Regions from separate parts of the Homo sapiens genome. Here region 2 is linked to region 1. Evidence: read pairs that join two places in POLR2A ChIA-PET (ENCODE). Cell type or tissue: Panc1. All regions are shown on one strand. Each heading gives the region's core, and the rest is flanking DNA. Links, peaks and the distances in the headings are about the cores only.

Region 1 (2,917 bases), core at 168-2,667:
TTAGAAGCAGATTAATCCTGACCAGGTCTTTCACCGGCTGCTGAACACTCCTTGAACACTCACAATGCATGTGGCAGGGTGCTCAGTGTGTTCCACGATATCCCCATTTTCCAGATAAGGAAACTGAGGCACAGAGAAGTAAGTAACCTGCCCAAGACCACACAGAGAGTTAAATGGGAAAACTAGGATTTGAACCTGCATATCCTAAGGCCTGAGTTTTGTTCCTAATCATTATTATGCCAAACTGCATTGCAGTTTTTTTTTTCAACTCTGTCTGATGATTAAAATTCTCTGTAAGATCCCAGCCAAATAGCTGAGTCAAAATAATTATAATTAAATCCTCCATTTGTATAGGGCTTTGCAGCTTACAAAATCATTTTATGTACAGTATTACCTTTAATTTTCCAAAAAATACAGTTAAATAGGATTTATTTCTCTCTTCCTTTTAAAAGTAGGCAGGTGAGTTTGGCAGCTCACACAAGGTCACTCTGTAGCTGTCAGGGCCTGTCTAAAACCCAGCCCCTTGGACTTAGGGCCCATTGAACTTTCTGCTCTAAAGACTACTTTTGTTTGGAATTTGTGCCTCTAATATACTGATATATGACTATTTTCACTACTGTTTCACCAAAAGGTGAATTTGCCTGATTTTCACTTGTTTCATCCACAAAATCTTCAAATAGCTGTTGTCTTTAGAAACAGTTGAAAGGCATTTGTAGATGGGACCTGGCTCTGGGATTTCTGTAACCTGGGAAAATTTACTTGCAAAAAGACAGAGAAGTTACTTAAAAACAGGATTTTCCTAAGTGGTTGGTGATTGTGGCAGGGAGAGGAGCCAGGAAGAGAAGGACTTTGGCATCAGATGGACTAGGCTCACTACTGCTCTGCCAGGTCAGCAAACTACGTAACCTCTGAGACTGGCTTTCCTCACGTGTAAAATGGGAGCCATAATGGTGCCTACCATGACAGAGGGGGAAGGACCATGGGTAGTGTTTGGCACAGTGCCTGGGCCATAGTTGGTTGTTGGTGTGTGATCGAAGCTACATCTCTCAATTGAATGGAGAGCAGCAATTCTTCCTTTAAGATTTTTCACAGGATGGGATGGGGCAAAATTGCTAGTTCTCAGCGCCTTGTTAGGCATGATTTTATAATACAGTTATCTCTGACACGGACTTTCTTAGCACCTGGAAATCTTAGGTTATAATTATATTGTTTCTCAAGGGCAGGGACTTTCTTATGCTCTGTGAAGGTTAAACATCATAAGGTAAAAATAGAACATGCTGCCTGAAATCCTAGATACCCTGGAAAGGCTCTTATCTGTTCTTCATGGGAAACTGACACCATTTCCGGATGGGTTTAGACAATGTACATGAAAGCAACTTATTCTACTTTTTCTCCATAAGAGAGATTATAGCCTTGCTTCTAGGATTTCACTCCAACTGGGGTGTTTCAAAGTTTTTACATAATTTTCACACCCCCTGGAGAGTATTGGCTGTTTTTCTTTTTTCTGCCTGAACTTCCATTGTGGTGATGGACTGTATTAGCCTTTCATATGCCTACCTTAAAGAGGTAATGCTTAACCCAGTCATGACTGTTTTATCTCCTCCCTTCAGAGAACTGTTGTGTGTTGTATGGGGATTTTCAGTCCCAAGATATTGCCTGTTGGAGACCAGTGGTGTGTAGACCACTGAAAACAAGCAGCAACTATATATATATATATTTTATTTATTTATTTATTTATTTATTTATTTAATTTTTTTTTTGAGACGGAGTCTCACTCTGTGGCCCAAGCTGGAGTGCAGTGGCACGATCTCAGCTCACTGCAACTTCTGCCTCCTGGGTTTTTTAAGTGATTCTGCTGGCTCAGCCTCCCGAGCAGCTTGGATTACAGGCGCCTGCCACCACGCCCGGCTAATTTTTGTATTTTTAGTAGAGACAGGGTTTCACCATGTTGGCCAGGCTGGTCTTGAACTCCTGACCTCAAGTGATCTGCCCCGCTCAGCTTCCCAAAGTGCTGGGATTACAGGCGTAAGCCACCGCGCCCGGCCTACGCAGCAACAATTTTCGATGATGTTCTTAATCCACCAGTGATTTAAACCTCTTTTTCTCTGTGCGGCTCATAGCGCTTTGCCCACTCACATCTGGTGTCCCTAAGTCAAAGCATTGAAAACTTTGCCTGTGACCAGGTAGTCTTCAGTGGGTTAGAGTCTGCTGTCAGGGCCTCCCAGGGGACACGTGATAACTAATGTCCTTTTTCCCCACTGAGGAAGGGGGGAGCTGAACTGAGCATGTCCAGTCTGTGCTACCCAGCTCATCCCTAAGTTGCTGCCTAGGACTGTGCTCCGGGCCTCTGCAAGGAGGAGTTAGTAAAGGTGCAGAGAAAGTCCAGGACTTAACACTGATTAGTCTTCCTCCCCAGAAAGAAAGCACCTGGCACAGGGAATAAAGCATTTCCCCCCTTACGCTGGCTACAACTTGATTTTTTTTTTTTTTTTTTTTTTTTTTTTTTTTTTGAGACAGAGTCTCGCTCTGTCGCCCAGGCTGGAGTGCAGTGGCACAATCTCTGCTCACTGCAAGCTCCGCCTCCCGGGTTCACGCCATTCTCCTGCCTCAGCCTCCTCAGTAGCTGGGACTACAGGCACCCGCCACCACGGCCAGCTAATTTTTTGTATTTTTAATAGAGACGGGGTTTCACCGTGTTAGCCAGGATGGTCTCGATCTCCTGACCCCGTGATCCTCCCGCCTCGGCCTCCCAGAGTGCTGGGATTACAGGCGTGAGCCACCGCGCCTGGCCTTTTTTTTTTTTTTTTTTTTTAAGGAGCAATTGTCAGATTTGATGGTTGTGTTGGGGTTAAAACTATGTAGATAAGGTGGTCAAAACCTTTTAGAAATAATCCTCCCACATCTTTCCTGAGGGCTT
Region 2 (2,917 bases), core at 320-2,819, 78 kb after region 1:
GAAATAATTAAATGTTGCAAATGTAAAAATTGGCAGTAACATTTTCCATTTTGCCAATAGTCATTCCTTTGGTTTTCCCTTGGATTTTATTTATTTCTTTCTCCTTTTAGGCATTGCTCTGTCATAGCCTGCTTGAGTGTTGTGTCTCTAGGAAGGCCAGAACACCAGGTTTGGATGTTACATAGCCAAGAACATTGTGTAGCAGTGCCTGGTTTTGCCACAAGACAGGTCTGTAGGAAATACCACTGCCACTGCAGCCGAGCACGTTGAACTGACTGTGCTCAGGAATACTTCACCAGTAGGCTTACTGGAAGGTATGTCTTTCTGCATCTGTGATTTGCAGAGGGGCATATGATTGCCTTGCTGTTGGAAACATAGGAAATATGGTTTTTGGGGATTCTACTTTGAAATAATGGTACTCGTCAATGCAGTGGGAAACTACAATATCAGGATGTTAAGAAAGGGTTCAAAAGGTTTTAGGAAGTCTTGAAAGATAAATGCCCATTCCAATTGAGCCAGTAGGTCAGTCTTCTTAGGGTTTCTGTGATAATATAGGACTTTAGAGTGGAGACGCCTTTCCTGACAAGTCTAGGGTTGATTTTATGTATTTGCTAAGATTTATTAAAATAAAAAATGGCATATTCTATAAGGAAAAATAATATTAATGGTATTTTAATTAAGCTTAAGCAATAAATAATGGTTATCACATAATTTTTATTTATTATTCTTTACCTTATTTCAGGGTCTGTCTTACTGTGAAGTTTCAATAAAATGCTTAGAACTACATTTTCCTGGCCAGGTGCAGTGGCTCATGCCTGTAATCCCAGCACTTTGGGAGACCGAGGCAGGTGGATCACTTGAGCTCAGGAGTTCGAGACCAGCCTAGCCAACATGGTGAAACCCTGTCTCTACTAAAAATACACAAAATTAGCCAGGTATGGTGGCACATGCTTGTAATCCCAGCAACTTGGGAGGCTGAGACAGGAGAATCGCTTGAACCCAGGAGGCAGAGGTTGCAGTGAGCCAAGATCATACCACTGTATTCCACCCTGGGAGACAGAGTGAGACTGTCTCAAAAAAAAAAAAAAAAAAAAAAAGAAATACATTTTGTTTTATTGCAGGCAGGATACATTTCAAGAGGCTTACTTCACCTTCTCTGTCTGATCTCCGCCAAATATCTTGGCTTTGTATTTCCCATAACCCATCTGTTCTTCATGTAGCTGTGAAAGAAGTATATCTTTGAAAGCAGAATTTTGAGTAAAGAAACCCGAGAGTTAGGGAGAGATGACCAGGTTCCATGGCTCCTTGTTAATTTCACCTTCAAGCCACATACTGCCTCTTCTTGGGCCCTTGATCTACTGCTGAGCATATCTTTTTCTTTCTTGGTGTGAATTCTGCCTCTCAGTATAGGTGGTATTTGTTAATTTAACTCTGACATAAACATGGGAACACTGCGCCTCAGTGTCATTGTCTGTAAAATGGGGTTATAAGGTATTTTCTGACCTACTTAAGGTTACCGTGAGGATTAAGTGATAATGTACAAAGAAGACTTTTAAAAATTAATATTGGAGTATAGTATAAGCATAGTGACATACAATGAATTATAATCAATAATAAATTGAATTTCACTTTGTGACCTCATAAAATTTGATTCCTTTCAGCTCTATCAAGGACAGCATCTTGCCTAATCACTTTTTGTTTTAGAAAAGTTAGATGCTTGTCCAATGTCACAAAGCAAGTTAGGGTAGAGGTAGGGCAAAAGCCCTGATCTCCTGACTCCCACACCAGCAGGATGCTTAGTTGTGATTTCTGCCTTGCTTTACCACTTGGGTCATCTTTCAGTGAAGGAGGTAACTATCTCTTCTTTCTTGAGTTAAAATAATACCTTAGTAGAAGCAAAGAACACTATCACTTTAGTTCTTTTCAGCCTTCATTTGCTGTTGCCTTCTGTGTCTAGGCGTGCTGAGCTGGCAGGAAGGTGACAAGTATGATAGATTCTGGCCTCTAAGGGGCTGTCAAGTCTAGTGAAAGGAGGTAAATGAGTAAACAGATAGACACTTCGGAGCCTGAGTTTCTGGTGCTGGCCCTTACACACAGGGTCTATCTGGGCAAGTCATGCCTGTCTTTGGGCTCAGGTTTCCCAGCTGCACATTGAGGTCCTGGACTAGATGTACAGAATGATCGTGATCACTGAGGTTCCTTCTAATTTGTCACCATCTATGGGTCTGTGATAATGCAAAGCTGTGTGCTTGCCAGCTGAAACTGAAATGAAGGAAAGTGATTAATTCATTTCACAAACTGAAATGAAGGAAAGCTATTAATCTGATGGCGTATTTTTCTTTATTTGTGATAAGTTTCACAGACTACATTTTCCAGCATTCAACACTGCCATTGTATTGTATTGTATTGTATTGTATTGTATTGTATTGTATTGTATTGTATTGTATTGTATTGTATTGTATTGTATTGTATTGTATTGTATTGTATCATAGATGGCGATACTTGTTCAGTTAACCAAATGGTCAACTTTGCAAAAATAGCAGAAGTGGACATCTCATGATGATTTAATACAGGACACAAAAATCAATGCTAGCATTAACTACTATTCTCGGCCTTTCTGCAGTGTTTTTCTGATAGGAACCTTTGTATTAAACCACCTTCTTTTTTTCCTAAAAAGGACCATAGCATAATAGCAGCTAGCATTTATTTGGTGTTTTCCTGTGTGATAGGTAAGTGTTGTTTTAAGTGCTTCCCATATAAAAATTCATGTAATCTTTGCAGCATTTTGAAGTAGGCATTATTATCATCCCTATTTTAGAGATAAGACAACCGAGGTACAAGAAATTAAGTAAAACTTATTCAAGATTACACAGCTATTAAGAGATGGAGGCAGGATTCAAACTCAGGCGGTCAGCCT

What was found. Peaks named below come from ENCODE experiments on the same cell type or tissue, not always from the same donor. Only the 100,000 strongest peaks of a DNase experiment are listed, where the experiment ranks them.
Region 2: POLR2A ChIA-PET joins it to region 1 with 8 read pairs; 3 of 35 experiments call an interaction of 5 or more read pairs at or near these places.

Annotation. Positions count from the first base shown.
Region 1 is chr1:63,783,781-63,786,697 of GRCh38, forward strand. All of the region lies in intron 1 of ROR1 (receptor tyrosine kinase like orphan receptor 1), which reads left to right. Among named protein-coding and RNA genes, the nearest start is that of ROR1, 11 kb to the left of the region's middle. In Panc1, for the core only: no CTCF peak of the experiment used is centred there; no DNase peak of the experiment used is centred there; H3K27ac peaks cover 457 bases.
Region 2 is chr1:63,861,318-63,864,234 of GRCh38, forward strand. All of the region lies in intron 1 of ROR1 (receptor tyrosine kinase like orphan receptor 1), which reads left to right. Among named protein-coding and RNA genes, the nearest start is that of ROR1, 89 kb to the left of the region's middle. In Panc1, for the core only: no CTCF peak of the experiment used is centred there; no DNase peak of the experiment used is centred there.